Regions from separate parts of the Mus musculus genome. Here region 2 is linked to region 1. Evidence: chromatin loops called from intact Hi-C (ENCODE). Cell type or tissue: gastrocnemius. All regions are shown on one strand.

Region 1 (8,000 bases):
CAATTTCTCAGACAGTGTCTCCAAACAGCTTACTGTTGGGCCTACTTTCTTGGAGTCAGGACCTCTTCCATTCTAGCCAGGGCTGGTGTGGGTAGGCCACACCCATCTGGAAGCAGCAGTTCGGCCCTTTCTCTTGCCTTACCTAGCTTGATCTATGCCCGTTCATCTAGCCTACGCCACAATGTTCTTCCCTTCTTCCCTGGCCCAGGTCACCTTGCTGCAGATGGAAGCATTCACAGGAGACAGCCCACTGATGTCTTGGGATAGCTAATGATTAGGTCCCTGGGTTCTTCTCTAACCTCCTGAGCCCTGGCACCTCCAGCACCCATAGCAGGAGGGATGGCAACCACTACCTAGAGAAGAGGGAAGGTGATGTGGCCCAGACAGCAAGGCCTTCATTCACAGTGTCTGTGGACATTCTCTGTACCCCATGTGTGCCTGTCCACTGACGTATCCTGGAGTGACTTAGGGCCATGCCTGGCTCTGTCACTCCTAACTGCGAGGCCCTTGGCATATCCTTACTTCCTGTCTGTAAGATGTGCTTGTTCCAGGGTATCCACATATGACTGTGGCTAGCATGGTTGTCCCTCCTAGGTGGACCCTATCAAGATACCTTTGTCTCCCCCAGCAAACCCTCAGGGGGCATTCATTCATTTACCCTCAGAGCACCCATTCATTAATTCATCCATATGGTGGCCATTCATTCATGTACTCATTGGATGCCAGGGCCCCTGATACCCAGCTCAGACCTCCACTGAGATGGCCACAGAGGGCTCAGAGTCATCTGCCTCCAATGACTTCCTGGCTGGAAAGTATGATGGCACTTGTGGATTAGTGAGGCTGGGACTACAGGGAGCCAGCGCTGGCCACACCCACCTGGTGGCAGTGGTATTAAGGACCCAGGCTCTGTTACTACACCCCACATAGGCCTGGGGCTCATCCTGACCTCAGACCTGGGCACTGTGCTTCCCTCATTGCTGGGCCCTTTGCTGACCTGGGTTTCTGTGGGAAGGGTGGTGAGTGTACACACCACTGTTTCCTCTATCCCTCAGGGTAGAGAAATGGCCACTGTCTGCCAAACCCCTCGTGTGCTAAGTCAGGGGTGGATATGGGGGTGTTGGAGGCTCTGCTAGCCTTGTCGGGGTCTCACCTAAGAGTATATGTCACCCTGCAGGTCTTTGAGGAAGAGCACCATGTGTTGTACCTGGACCACGGTGGTGTCATTGCCGCCATCAAGGACACCTCCATCCCCCTGAAGATCCTCAAGTGAGAGCATGGGCCAGAGGGCAGGCATGTGGGTAGAGGGCAGGCATGTGGGCAGAGGGTGGACATGTGGGCAGAGGGTGGACATGTGGGCAGAGGGCAGGCATGTGGGCAAAGGGCAGACATGTGGGCAGAGGGTGGACATGTGGGCAGAGGGCAGGCATGTGGGCACAGAGTAGACTAGAACAGTGCCCTGGGAGCCTAACACTGGGGTGACTCATGCCTCCCAACCCTCTGAGGTGCCCCAGAGATGGACCATGTTGCACTCAGGATGAAAAAAAATACATAGCCTAGTTATGGTAACTTGGAAGGGTGCTGGGGGCTCAGGAGTCCAGAGAGACACTCTTACGTATCAGTAAAAAACTGTTAACAGAGGAATAGAGCCGGGAGTGCAGATAAGGAAGCCAGTGGGTGCCCAGGTAAGAGGTGGTTCAACTGAAGCTTCAGATAGCTGAAAGACCCATTGACAAATTGAGGACAGGGTAACATGGATATTTAGGAGGCAGAGCTAGGAAACATCCAGGCAGCCAGTATCACTTTAGTCTGAAAAGAGAGAGAGAAAGAGAGAGAGAGAGAGAGAGAGAGAGAGAGAGAGAGAGAGAGAGAGAGAGAGAGGAAGAAAGAAAGGAAGGAAGGAAGGAAGGAAAGAAAGAAAGAAAGAAAGAAAGAAAGAAAGAAAGAAAGGAAGGAAGGAAGGGAAGGAAAGAAAGAAAGAAAGAAAGAAAGAAAGAAAGAAAGAAAGAGAGAGAGAGAGAGAGAGAGAGAGAGAGAGAGAAAGAAAGAGAAGAGAAGAGAAGAGAAGAGAAGAGAAGAGAAGAGAAGAGAAAAGAAAAGAAAAGAAAAGAAAAGAAAAGAAAAGAAAAGAAAAGAAAAGAAAAGAAAAGATAGCTGTGTGTCCTGGGAGGTAATATCTCTGTAATATTAACATGTCACTGACAGAGGAACCCTGAGCTGTGATCAAGCCTTGCATGCTATTCCTGGATGTTTCTAAGGCTCGGCTGTCCCTGCTATTCATGGGGCACAGTGCCTATGTGGTACCAGTCCTTCTCATTGCTGATTAGTCAAGGATGCCATGTGGCTGGCAGGTGGTCTTACCGGAGAGAGGGGGGATGTGGTCTAGCTGTGGCCTAGGTGTTGAGCTGTCCCAGAACTGGTCTCTGGTGGATAGGAGTCAGGCATGGGAGGTAGAACATCTTAGAAAGGAGTAAGACCATGCCGCTCTGTGGACACTGGTGGCCTTTAACAGGTTCAGCGTGGATGAGGGCCACACGTGGAGCACACACAACTTCACCAGCACCTCAGTGTTCGTGGATGGGTTGCTGAGCGAGCCAGGGGATGAGACGCTGGTCATGACGTGAGTGTGGAAGGGGACGTGGGTGAAACAGGCACATCTGATGTGAGGAAGACCACAGCACTGCCCACAGCACTGGGTGGGGGGGTGGGGTCAGAGCCACTCCCAGGAGGTGACCTCATACTGGGCCTCTGCTTCCTGCTACTAGGCCAGTGGCTCCTCCTCTCACCCTGGCTAGCAGGCACATCTGCTGCCTGCACTGGCCAGTGACAGCCAGGAAAAAAGCTGGGGAGGTGATGTAGCCTGCATGCCTCTCCCCACTCAGGGCCCCAGGGAGCATTCATAGAGTCCCATGAAGTGTCCAGAGAGCCCCATGGAGCATCCGTGACCCCTACAGAACCCCACAGAGCATCCCAGTACCTCCATGGAGTGACCACAGCCCCCTGGAATCCATACAGAATGTCCATGACCCCCCCCCCAGAAGCAGATGTAGTTCCTTCCACAGTCAGGCTGCAGTGAGAAAGCCCACTGTGGTGATGACCTCTCATCCTCCTTTCTGGGTGGCTAGCAGAAAGCCAGGGCAAGTCCTACTACAGGACACAAGTAGTATGTGTATCCCAGAAGAGCTGAGCACCAGGCATGGAAGGCTGAGATAGTCCCAGTCACCCTCTATTTAGCAGCTTGGGAGGCAAGCAGGTTGTTCTTGGTCAGGTGCTCCATGATGCTGTGGCCTTCAATGACCCTGCAGGGGATAGGGGTGGGGGCTCATGCTTCCCCAGTCTGTGTGAACTGTCTGTGTGAAGGCTGTGGTGTGGGACAGCAGGGGAGGTCAGGGCTATGGTGCTTGGTATTTGTCAAGAAAAGCAGGTGAGGAAGTCTGGGCTGGGGCAGACTCAACCTGGTTCCTTGGCCTCTTTACAAGGAGGCTGAACAGTTTGCTGGACTAAACCTGCAAAGCAAGGGCTAGCAACAAAGGCGACAGCCCTCACAGGGCTCTCAGAGCTCCAGCAAGCTGGCAGGGTTCCCAGCCTCCGCTTTCCCCAGCCCGGCCCCACCACAGGGCCATCTCTGCCCTGAGCACATCCCCTCCCCTCCTCCACCTCACTTCATCTTGTAGTCTGCATTTTGTGGCTGCTTTGGGACATTCGTGCTTTGTGCAGCCAAGGTCCTCAGATCCGGGTCTGGTCCCAAATGCAGCTTTCATCCCTGCAGCCGGCATTCATCTGGAGAAAGCTGCAAAGTTCACAGGCAGGCGCGTTCATGTTTTAAGTTTTTAAACAGCGCCACAAGGTTCCTACGAAGCCTTTCACAAGGCTGCATCTTCAAACAGCTTCCAATTTCAGTGGGCATGGAGATCATTCACGTGACACAGGCTGGCAGAATGAAAAACTTTTCTGTCTGAGCTTAGGACAGAGCCCCACCCTTATGGAACCTTTATCTTCATCCACCCAGAGGTCACATCTAAGCTGCCCAGTTACCTTGTCAGGACATTGTTCCCAGCACTGCCCACAGCACAGCACAGGACAGAGGGTCCCAGCCTTGGGCTGTACTATGAGGGCTTTCAGCCTAGCAGGGCTACAGGCCATCCCTAGGGCGGAGCCAGTAATACATTCTACAGCATGGCCCACATTTCCTGCTCTCTGCCAAGTAGTCAGTGGCCCTTTGGCCTATCCTGCTAGAACCGTTCAACTAGATAAGAGATGCCCACAGTAGGAACTAAGGTTTCTTTACAGACAGGAACTGGCATACAGAGATGGGATTAGCTGGACCAACTTGCTTCTCTGCTTGAGCTCAGAATGTAGAGTATGGGACATTCCCATACAGGAGATGCTCGGCTATCACACTCAGGCTAATTGGCCATGGTGAAGGCCAAGCCTCACAATTGTGAGCTGCCAACCCATGTATCACCCTGGGTGGGGCCCTTCCTTAGTCTTGTTCCCCTCTGAAATCTGGGGCGATCAGCATACATTCCTCACAGGATACGGTGAGCCCTAAGGAGATGGACAGAAATGTGGGAACCCCTCTCTCTAGCTGCCTGTCAAGGTGACAATGAGCTCTGACAAGAGGAACACCCATCTGAACAGCAGGTTTTCCGAGACAAGGCCACCCATGGTCTGCAGGACAGTTGGATGGGAGGAGCCAAAGCCAGTGTGCAACGCTGGTCTCAGACCAAGCTGAGCACGCCTAGCCTCCATGCATCATGGTGCTTCCTGTGCGGCTGGCCGCCCTCTGTCCCTTTCTCTGCTCAGTGGGATGCATTGCGCTGTCTGTCATGGGACCCTTTCATTCACTGTCCAAGCCTTACAGTGACTTATCTCTCTGGAGTGCCAGCCCTGCCTGGAACCAATCCCATGGTAGGCAGAGGCAGGCTGGCAGAAAGGCAAGGAGACATCAGATAATACGAGACTTGGCTCCTGCTCACCCAAAGCAAGTGTCTGGTGTGTAGGCTATGGAAAGGTCTGTGGCAGCCAAGAAGGCAGGGAGCCTACCCTGGCAGAAAGGGGATTGCATGGGTTGGATGGATAACCTGCTCTAGTACAATCAGCATGCCACAAACAGCAATCACTCTGAGGACGATAACATCAGGCCAAGGCCAGTGGATGACATGTCACATCCTCGAATCCTACTGACCAGGAGAGCTATTACAGGTGGTGGTACAGGGAACCTGAGTGTCTGGTCATCAGGGAAGGGTCCATCTGAAGTGTCTTTCTTTCTCCCCTCAGGGTCTTTGGTCACATCAGCTTCCGCTCTGACTGGGAGCTGGTCAAGGTTGACTTCCGGCCCTCCTTCCCCCGGCAGTGTGGCGAGGATGACTACAGCTCCTGGGACCTCACTGACCTCCAGGTGGGCCATGCGCCTGCAGCCACAGGGCCCTTTCCTCTTCCAGGGAACCTCACAGGTGCCAACCTCTTCCCACTCAAGGATGTTGTGGGCCATCCTCGTACCTGTAGCTGCTCTGATCTGCAGTTCTTAATGACCCTAGCACCTGCAGGGCTTGAGCCTCACCCTCAGCCCGGAGGTCTCCATGATATAATTTGGAACTTTTTTGCTTATGGGGAGATGGGCAAAGACTATATGACATCAGGGTCTGAGGCTGTCCTATGTTATAATGCATCATCAATGTCTAACCTTCGCACCTTGGGTTGAACATGAAGGCCCCATGTCAGCTCCTGGAGGGTGGAACAAGAGAAGCTGACACTTCAGTGGGTACCTGGGGACTGTGAGTGGGTGTGATTTAGTGTCACCTGCTGAAGGTTCTGTGGTCAGCCTGGAGGAGTTTATTAAAGACCAGGGAGCCAGAATAGCAAGTGGAGATTTGTAGCCAAGAAAGATGGAAAATTCCTAAGAGGAGACACCTGGAGTCAGAGACTCTGCCTGAGCCACTAGCTAGGGCAGTAGCTGAAGTCAACCAGGAGCTGGAATCGAGCATCGAGAGTTCGCACATGGAGGATACTCTGGCTAGTGACTCAACAGCTCTCTGCAGAAACTGGTTTACAAGAAAGTGCTCAAATGAGCCTTGAAAAGATTCCAGAGTCCCTGACAACTCTGTCCCATCACTACCAGGGGCCCTGTTATTGGAATCAGGGCAGTGTTGTTCCAAGCATAGTCTAAGAATCTCCTGTGTGTCCACAGGAGCCCTCTAGACACAGCTCATCTCCAGTTATTCACAACCCTGGTCCAGCTGTTCTGTGACCATCAAGGGCCAGCCATAAGGCTTGAGATGAGGGAAGCTGAGCCAGTTGACTGATATGTCAAGTTCTTTTGAACCCCAGTTTCCCTGTTTGTCAAAGGAGGCAAATGCCCCCACCCCAGCTGCCACCAGGGCAGGAGCCACAGGACAAGCCAGTGACAGCTGTCACCGTCCTCTGTCCGTTCCTCATCCTAGTGTTCTTGCTACAGGGTGATCACTGCATCATGGGCCAACAGAGAAGTTACCGGAAGAGAAAGTCCACATCCTGGTGTGTCAAGGGACGGAGCTTCACATCAGCACTCACGTCACGTGTGTGCAAGTGCCGGGACTCCGACTTCCTCTGGTGAGCACTGTCCCTCCCTCCTGGCTCCTCCAGCACCTCTATTTCATGACGACCTTGTCCCCAGAACCAGGGCAGAGGTCGCAGTGTCCTTCAAGGAAGATCTCCAGACACACACTGCCGCCTCTACCCTGGGGCATCATGGGAGCAAGATACACTCACCTAGCCCTCTGCTCCCTCTAGGATTCATTCTACTCAAAGGCATACTACCCTGTGACAATGTCGTTTGCAAAGCCTCCACTCCCATCCTGCCTCACACTCTCTACCCAGCACCCCACATTCAGGTCTCCTGTGTCCTTTCCAGGGCAGCTGACCCTGGTTGCACAGCCAACAGCCACTCCTTGCTTCCCCCTCTCTCCCTGGCATCCTTTGAGTGTCACTCACCTCCCCCAGGAAGCCTTCCAGGCTCTACTTCATTTTCAGCCTCCTTGGACTGGAATGGAGCTAGTCTGTTCAATCTGTTCTCTGGATTAAACTTGTGGATTCACCCATGTCCCCACAAATGGACACCTCTAGACCTGTGCTGTAAGGTTCTCCACCCTAGCTGCTCCCTCTACTCTTACCTTTTAACCCAGCTTTCCCTTCCCAGTGACTACGGGTTTGAGCGCTCATCTTCCTCGGAGTCCACTGCCAACAAGTGCTCTGCCAACTTCTGGTTCAACCCTTTGTCTCCTCCTGAAGACTGTGTCTTGGGTCAGACTTACACTAGTAGCCTTGGGTGAGTACACTTAGCCACCCAGCCGGTCAGCCACCCATCCACTCACCCATCTACCCACCCCCTCTTTCCCCCACACCAGGTTTTCCTCCATTTTAGCTGAAATCTCAGCCACTGGCATACTCACCTTCTGGGCCTAAGCCCATGACATACAACGAGTCCTACAGTCTGTGCTGCGCTGGCTAAAAGTTCTGCAGGAGGGGGAGTGGCAGGGAGGCCCTTCACCCCACCAAGTGGGTGAAGCTGAACAAACTGCTTGTACAGAATCAACATTATGTAGAAATACCAAATACATAACATCTGTGATCCTGCAGCTTCATCAGGGCCCACAGGCTCCATGTGATGGGCCATTTCCTCACCCTTTGTGGGAGGTTCCTTATTACTTACCATGGAGAACTAGAAGAAACAGAGGCAGGAACAGGAACTAAATGCTTTAGCCTTGGCAGTATATAGCCTAACATCTATTATCCATCCACCCAACTGTCCTCCTCCATCCATCTATCCCTCCACCCACCCATCCATCTATCCATCTATCCATTCACCTACCCACCCAACCATTCACCCATCCATCCATCTACCCAACTATCTTTATCCATCCACCCACCCATCCATCCACCTATCCATCCACCTATCCACCCACCCATCTATCTACCCACCCACCCACCCACTCATCCATCCATCCATCCACCTATCCACCCAT
Region 2 (8,000 bases), 170 kb before region 1:
GTTTCAGTAGTCACCAATTGTTCAGTTACCCTAAACTACATCACAGAGAAATACCAAGGGCAGTATTGGCTCTTGAGGGTAATAACAGCATCGTGCCGTCCTATTCTGGCCAGGCCTATAACATAGCCTCTTAGTTGACCTGACACTCAGTCTCATGGACTTTACCCTGGCCTTGGAGATGCCTCTCTTTCTTTCATCCCTCCTCAACCTACAGATTCCCAATATTTGACCTGGTGTGCTGGAATGGCCACCCTACAGTGATAATTATACTGTGATATGGCCATTCCATGTACGAAAGAGCTCCCAGGAGAAAGCTGGCCTGCAGGTCAAAAGCATGCTATTGGTAGTTTTTGCCTGGAGTGGTTCCTGGTATAGGGGCCATGGCTTCTCTCCTACTATGATGGCAATTGACCCAGAAGATGAGCCCCACCTCTTAGGTCCACATACAATGACTGTCTTAGATTCTCTTTTGAGAATAGAAGACAGCACTGGTGGAAAAGGTCCTGGTGGCCTGAGTTGAGCTCAAACCCTCCTTGGACATTGGGACCTCCCCCTCTGGAGTTGTCTACTACTGTTATCACCTACCCCTGGGCTGGGGCCTCCCTGCAGCCTCTGTTTCTTCCTCCAGAAGCCCTTCCCAGGCCCACATCCCACTCTGAGTGGTCAGTGCCTCCGCTACTCCCAGGACTGGGATGACAGTCAGCTATATGTTCCCTGTGTCATTACCCTCTGCCTCCTAGGATCTGGTCTTCTTGTGTTCTCTGCTCCAGCAGAGTCTCAGGCCAGAAGTGAGTCTGGAGTCTTACTGAACTGAACAACACCCACAAGGTGTCACCCTGGCTTTCAGCACTCAGACCTCTCTGCTCCTTTATACAGGACACTGGGTAAAGCTATGATCATTTAGGGAGGACCTTGGAAAGAGTGTTGACAGATTTCCCTCTAGAAAATTCTCCACAAAGAAAATCCCTGCTAAATATAACTTGTGATTACCACAGAACTCTTAAAAACTATAAAATAGATGAAGCATAAATGCAATCCTTGTGTTAGCCCCGCCCCACGAGATTAAAACTATTAATATCCAAGATGAATATTCTCTCCAGACTTTTTAAGATGCAAATATATACATGTTTTATAAATGTTGAATCCCAAAGGAATTATGTATTAAACATTTTCTTATGCTCTGGCATGTTTTCGCAGCCGCTATTTTTAATGGCTGTATAATATACCCAGATCTAAAGAAGGTATCGTTTGTTTAACCAAGGTCTTGGTTTTGGATGTCTGAGTCACTTTCAATTCCCACTAAGGTAAAAAAGATGTGGAATGTTCAGAGCTGTAGCACCGTCCCTGTGTGTGCATCACCCTGTGCCTTGGAGTCTGCTTAGGCTACGTGCCTGGGCATGGTCATTCTCTCCTGCGTGCTTGGGTTTGGGGTCTGGGACTCTGATGTGTCTGAACATGTGGCAGGTTTGTTGAGACTGCTGTTGATGTTACTGGGGAACCGAGAGACTGAAGGGCCATTTAGATAAGAAGATAACTCTTCCTAGGGTGGCTGTCTCCTGGCAGAAGGAAGGCTTGCTTGGTAGGGTGGAAAGCAGTTATGGTTCTGTAAACCCGGCTTGTGGACAGCGGCCTCTGACCCCGAGCACCTTCACTAGCAACTGTTCTCAATGCTGTGATATGTGACAAAGCAACCAAAGGAAGGGTCTGGCGTTGGCTTGTAGTTTGAGGGTGCACAGTCCCTCATGGTGGAAAAGCCGTGGCAGGTGCACGAGGCAGCCAGTCACATTGCATCCACAGTCAGGAAACAGAGAGAGAAAGAGAGGGAGAGTGGGGAGAGTGGGGAGAGTGGGGAGAGTGGGGAGAGTGGAAGAGTGGGAGAGTGGGGAGAGTGGGGAGAGTGAGGAGAGTGAGGAGAGTGGGGAGAGTGGGGAGAGTGGAAGAGTGGGAGAGTGGGGAGAGTGAGGAGAGTGAGGAGAGTGGGGAGAGTGGGAGAGTGGGAGAGTGGGGAGAGAGGGAGAGTGGGGAGAGTGAGGAGAGTGAGGAGAGTGGGGAGAGTGGGAGAGAGGTAGAGAGGGGAGAGTGGGAAGAGAGGGAGAGAGAGGGAGAGAGGGAGAGTGGAGAGAGGGAGAGTGGAGAGAGAGAGGAGAGTGGAGAGAGAGGGAGAGAGGAAGAATGGGGATAGTGGGGATAGTGAGGAGAGTGGGGAGAGAGGTAGAGAGGGAGAGAGGGAGAGAGGGGAGAGTAGGAGAGAGGGAGAGTGGAGAGAGAGGGAGAGAGGGAGAGAGAGGGAGAGAGGGAGAGGGAGAGAGAGAGGGAGAGAGGGGAGAGTAGAGAGAGAGAGAGAGAGAGAGAGGGAGAGAGAGAGAGAGAGAGAGGAGGGGGGAATGCTGGTGCTCAGCTCACTTTCCCCATTTTTCTCTGCCCCATGCTTCAGTTCATAGAACGGTGTTACCTACCCATGGGTAAGATGGGTCTTCCCTTTAGTTAAATCATTCTGGAAATTGCCTCACAGACATGCATGGAATTGTGGCTTCTGGTGATTCTAGATCCTGTTGAGGTGAAAATGGATGTTAGCCATCATACCTTGGCTCTGTATAAGCAAGCCTGTTGCCATCAGCTCTGAGCTTGCTGCAGCACATGGCATGATAGAGGTGACCCTCATCCTCTATCATGTTAGCCTGGGCTCATACACAGCCCCAGAACAGGGATCAGGAAGGTGGAAACACACAGGCTCAGAACTTGTATAGCATCCTTTCTGTATGTTTCATTGGTAAAGCAACTCACAGAGAAGAAAATCCTGGGTTCAGAGCAAGGGTTTGTGTACAGACAGAGAATCATTGCAAATGGATTTAACACCAGGAAGGAACTAACTGAAGCCATCACTTCCATCATGGCTGAGGTATGAAGGAGAGGTCCATAGAGGTATATAGAAAAATCTAGGGGCTGGAGAGATGGCTCAGCGGTTAAAAGCACTGACTGCTCTTCCAAAGGTCCTGAGTTCAAATCCCAGCAACCACATAGTGGCTCACAACCATCCATAATGAGATCTGACACCCTCTTCTGGTATGTCTGAAGACAGCTACAGTGTACTTATGTATAATAATAAATAAATATTTGGGCAGGAGTGAGCAGGGACTGAGCAAGTAGGGTTGACCGGAGTGAGCAGAGGTCCTAAATTTAATTCCCAGCAACTACATGAAGGCTCACAACCATCTGTACAGCTACAGAGTACTCATATACATAAAATAAATAAATATTTTTAAAAAGAATCTATTTCCAGGCTTCTGAGACTGTCTTGGGGTCCAGGGATAGTACAGTGGGGTCCAAATGGCAAAGAAAGGAGCTGGGATGGTTTCAATCCTGGGGTGGTTTTTCTACTAACCAGGGTTTCTTTATGGGAACCATCTGGCCATAGACATTGAAGGTGTCAGGGCCAACTCTGAGAATTGCTGGGGAGTAGAGGTGCCTGGGTGGCCTTTGAGACTTACATTAGTGATCCCATCATCACCATTGTGTTGAGTCCGGACCAGGGATGGCTGGGCCTTGCCTGACTCGTTGGAGTTTCTCTCACTGTTCTCTCAGCCTCTTTGAGGGTGAGGGGGGGGGGGTGTGACTCTCTGCAGCCCTTGTTTGAATGCAGGGGCTGATCTCTCCCAGGAGAGTGCTCCCATCTCAGACACTCTCCACACACTTTGTCTTTGGACTTACTGTGAAGGACATGCTGCAACTGAGAATTGTAAACCCTTCCCCAGTGAGAGGTTGTCTGCACCACCCCTGGTGCCTGACTGAGGTAGAAGGGTAGGGTAGAGGTGGGCAGCATAGAAGCTAGGCTCAGACATGGCATGCTGTACCAGTACAGGTAACTGTAGCCCAGCAGCCCTGAGGTATGCATGTAAAGATGACTAGGAGAGTTACTAGCCAGTGTCCTCTGACAGCTCTCCTTTAAGCATGGCATGGACCCAGGTTCCTTCTGTATTGTGGCTCTACTTACTCCCTACCCCTGACTAGGTCTGGGCATCCAGTCAGTGCCTGCATCAGGCAGAGGAGGTCAGAACACAGGAAAGATAGCTCATGGGAGGTCCTGCTTCTTAGCCCAGCCTGGGTCACCTGTGTACCCCAGTGCAAGGGAGGATCAGAAAGATCTTATGCACCTGGGGATGGATTTGCCATGGCCACCTGGCCATTGTGGCACTGTGCATATCATGTTCAGCAGGCCCATGTGTGAAGTTGGCTGCTCCATGGGCTGACTGTAGAACACTGGGAAATGTCTTCCTCAATGCCCAAAATTCTCATCTGCACATGGTGACAGCAACAGTCCCCCTCTCTACAAGGTCCTATCACCTCTGATGCACAAGGCCTGGCTACACCCAGACCCCATTACCCAGGACGAGCTTAGACAAAGTGTCCTGGGCTCTTGTCTTGTTGATGAAGGCCAATGGGCATTGGAGGACCTGGAGAATTTCAAGAAGTTCTCCCTTGTCCAACCAGAGGCAGGTGTCACGGGACACAGGAGACAGGAACTCAAGCATGACCTTGGAAGGTGGCTTTGGTCCTGTGTACACCCGTCCCCACACCCTTTCCTGCCTCTGCCAAGCCACTGCCTTGTAGCTTAGAACCTGCTCACCAGCTAAGCTCACAGCAGTGCACCCCAGGGAGTGTGTCGGAATTCAGAACTCGCCACCTGCCAGGCCTGTGTGGTATGTGCGATGCCACATGAAGCTTAAGTAGTTCACAGGCTTGGCACTGAGCCACCTGCCGCCTCTGCGCCCACCATCCCGAGGAGAGCAGGGGGCTACCTGTACTTTGAAATGTTTCACCAGCAGATGGCTGCCATCGCTTCTGTTTGGCTTTGTTTCCCTCTGTGTAGGAGTCTTCTCTGGCCTGGTGCCTGGTTCTCTCTTACACAGGCAGGCTCCGCTGCTCAGAACCTTCCTCACCCATGCTGCGTTTGATTTAAAATTCTACTTGGGTCCCCATCAGGACTGCTGGCTGGAGCCTGTGGAAAGCAGTAGGCTTGTGAGATCAAAGGGGACAGTTTAACCCTATTCCACCTGCCCATTCATGACTTCTCCATCTCTTCTGGAGTCAGAAGTCCAGGCTTTCAGAGTGAAATTTTGAGTTCAAATCCTTATTCTGCTTCTTATAAGCTGTGTGGCCTTAGGAAAACTGCTAGTTGTCTCTGATCCCTTGTCTATGGAATGAGGATGGCTGTATGGCCTTGGATTGGGAGTCCAATTAATGGATGTAGAATGGATAGGCCAGTGCCCAGCTTCGATGCTTCTGACACCATTCTTTATCAGTCTCTGAGGAACTCCTGTTTCTTACAGTGATGGGGCAGAGGGACCAGGTTTCTAATTCTTGTGGATCCCTCTGTGGGGTGGCATGTACCTCCAAAGTGACAGGCCCAACACTGCTCTCCACTATGTGGAGACTGAGCCACAGTCTTGCCTCCCAAGGGATCCAGAACCTCTACTCTACAACCCTTTCCTGTCACCATGTTCCCATCACCTCTGTAGAGACAGCTGCTCTGATTTGCCCTTCCTGTCCTCTGTCTCCTATAAACTGGGGGAATCACAGTGTTTCCTGTACCCAGGCTCCAGAGGGTCACTTGGAGAGGAAGGCAGCAGAGGACAGCTTGACCTCTGGCTGCCCTTCTGATCTCTTACTACTTTTTGGTGAAGTCGAGGGCAGGATGGGACTGACCTGCTGTATCTCAGCATGTTTGCTGTTGTTGTAACAAAATACCCAAAACTATAAGTTACAAAGCACAGAGATTTATTTAGCTTAGAGTTCTGGAAACTGAAGGGCCACAGTATAGCTCCAACACATGTTCCTCCAATGAGGGCCACTGCATTGTCCCAGCCTTCCATGTCAAGACAGAACAGATGTGTGAATAGATCTCTTCTTTTTCCTTATAAAGCTGCCAGTGCCACCTTGGGGGCCTCCATCATTATCCCAACACATGCATTTTAGAGGACACATGACAACATGGCAGATAGCTCTAGCCAAGCCCATGCTACCTTCTGCTACTTGCCCTACATTGTGTGCATGGTACACCACAGACCTACTCAAGATGGCTCTCTGTGTCAAGCTGGTGTAACCAATCTTCCACTATCCTCTATCCCTGCTCTGCCCCATCTCCTTCCTCCTTACCTGAGGACTGAAACCCCCTCCATTCCCTTAGGAAGATCTAGTAGCCTGAACCTTTTCCTTCCCACATGCCTTGTTTGGCTGTAGAGGGAGCACTTGCTGTGAAATAGGAAATCCTGCCTTAGTCTGGTAACCCCCTCTCTGTCTGCCTTTGTCAGTCACGGCTCCAGCGATGATTCCCTGTAGGGAAGGGGCCTGGGAACCCAGCTAGCCTGTTTGGACTGAAGTTTGTGCTCATCCCGTGGCTCAGAGGTCAGCACAGAGCTGGAGAAGTAAATCAAGTCTGGTGCCCCCGTATGTTCACCCACGTGCAAAGCAGAGTGTCCTGTGGACTGACTCTGGGCCCCATGGAAGGAAGTCTTTGTCCATTTTGCTCAGAATTCCCACCTGCACTGGGGCACGAGTACAGCTGCTTCTCTGCAGAGGCCCATATGTCACAGCTGGGATTGGGTCACATTTCCTATGTGGTATGCTCAGACTCCCATCTCTCCTACATCTCAGCCTGTCCAGCCCCTAAAACTTCCACCAGGGCACCTGCCCTAGTCATGGTGAGGTCCCCATACTCCCACCTTGCCCCTAAGCCCAACTTCTAAAGAACAGAACCCTTCCTCTTGCCCCGCTTGGAACTGGCTCCTGGCTTCCATCTCACTCAGAAGTCCATGTGACCCTTGGACATAGCCACTAGGGCCTCAACCTCCTGCCCCTGGCTAGCCATCCAAAGCCAGGCCCTCTCTTGCTCTCACCAGCCCACCACCCTCCTCCTCCACTCCCCATCTATGCTCCAGCTCAGTTCTGTCCTGAGCCCTCTAACCTGTCTAACATGTCAGCTTCCAGCAGAATGGCCTTCCCAGAGCTGCCTGCAGGCTCCACCTGAAGCATCTCTCTCCCGAGGTACTCTCCTGAGGTATTCCCGCCCTGTTGTTTTCTCTCCGCTGAGTTCCTCACACTCTCCTGGGATTACATACAATCCTTAAGATTTTTGTATTATTTTGACATTATATTAATGTCATTTTCCTTTCAAATGTCATTGTTGGCATTGTTTCCTTGTATGTGGCTCATCTGCCTGGCATGTTAAGTAGCAGGTTTGAGTGAACACCACCCTTCACAGTGACAGTCCTGTACCCCCCACATCCCACCCCCAGATCTCATCGCCCCCATCCCCACCCCCTGTGCTTTGAGAGCTACCAGTATAGATTGTGGGCTAGTACCACTGTTTCCCAGTCCCTCCCCGCACACCCCGCCCCCGTCCCTGCACACCTCCTGCTGATGGAAAATTGAGCAATGGAGTCCTTCCTTCATCTTCAACCTGAGATGCTAACCTGGTCTATTCCGTTTGGATGACCCAGCCTTCATGCTTGATCCACACCTGGCTTGGGGCAACTTTCAGGAAGCCTGGGTGTCCCTTGACTTCCTCTGGGCATGGTGCTTTCTGTGGCTCTTCGTGTCTCAGGGCCTCGAGAACAGTGGGGTGCTTCTGAGTGTACGGCAGCCAGCAGGCCTAGAAAAGTAGGACACCCTCCACCCGCAGTGTATAGTATTGGCCAGTGTCAACACTGTGAATTCCCCTACCATGGCCAGCTTCAAGCTGATAAGGCATGTTCCCAGATACGGACTGGATTAGAGTCGTTGCCTTAACCCTCTTTCCACAGCTGTGGAAGCACAGTGGCTCCCTGCTGTTCAGGGCTCTGGAGTCTGTGGGCAGTGGTTTGGGAGGGCATGGCTGGCCCGACATAGCAAATGGAACATTTCCAGCTTTTCCCAGAGCTTTGGTCTCCTGGCTTGTCACCCTCCCTAGCCCTTATATCTTCGTTGGCCATGTGAGTGTGGTGGTGGATATTGAGATGCTGGCC

The links. A loop is a pair of places that touch in the nucleus more often than their neighbours do. Peaks named below come from ENCODE experiments on the same cell type or tissue, not always from the same donor. Only the 100,000 strongest peaks of a DNase experiment are listed, where the experiment ranks them.
Region 2: it touches region 1 in a loop (3-fold over the local background); 29 of 42 quality-filtered maps call a loop at or near these places.

Annotation. Positions count from the first base shown.
Region 1 is chr5:36,036,709-36,044,708 of GRCm38, reverse strand. It overlaps Sorcs2 (sortilin-related VPS10 domain containing receptor 2), which reads left to right. Exons shown (of 27, transcript NM_030889.2): 13 at 1,175-1,266; 14 at 2,510-2,617; 15 at 5,278-5,398; 16 at 6,455-6,588; 17 at 7,175-7,303. Among named protein-coding and RNA genes, the nearest start is that of Gm52811, 44 kb to the left of the region's middle. In gastrocnemius, no CTCF peak of the experiment used is centred here; DNase peaks (open chromatin) are centred at 3,570 and 4,910.
Region 2 is chr5:36,210,263-36,218,262 of GRCm38, reverse strand. The region is part of intron 2 of Sorcs2 (sortilin-related VPS10 domain containing receptor 2); the gene reads left to right. Among named protein-coding and RNA genes, the nearest start is that of Psapl1, 10 kb to the right of the region's middle. In gastrocnemius, no CTCF peak of the experiment used is centred here; a DNase peak (open chromatin) is centred at 4,840.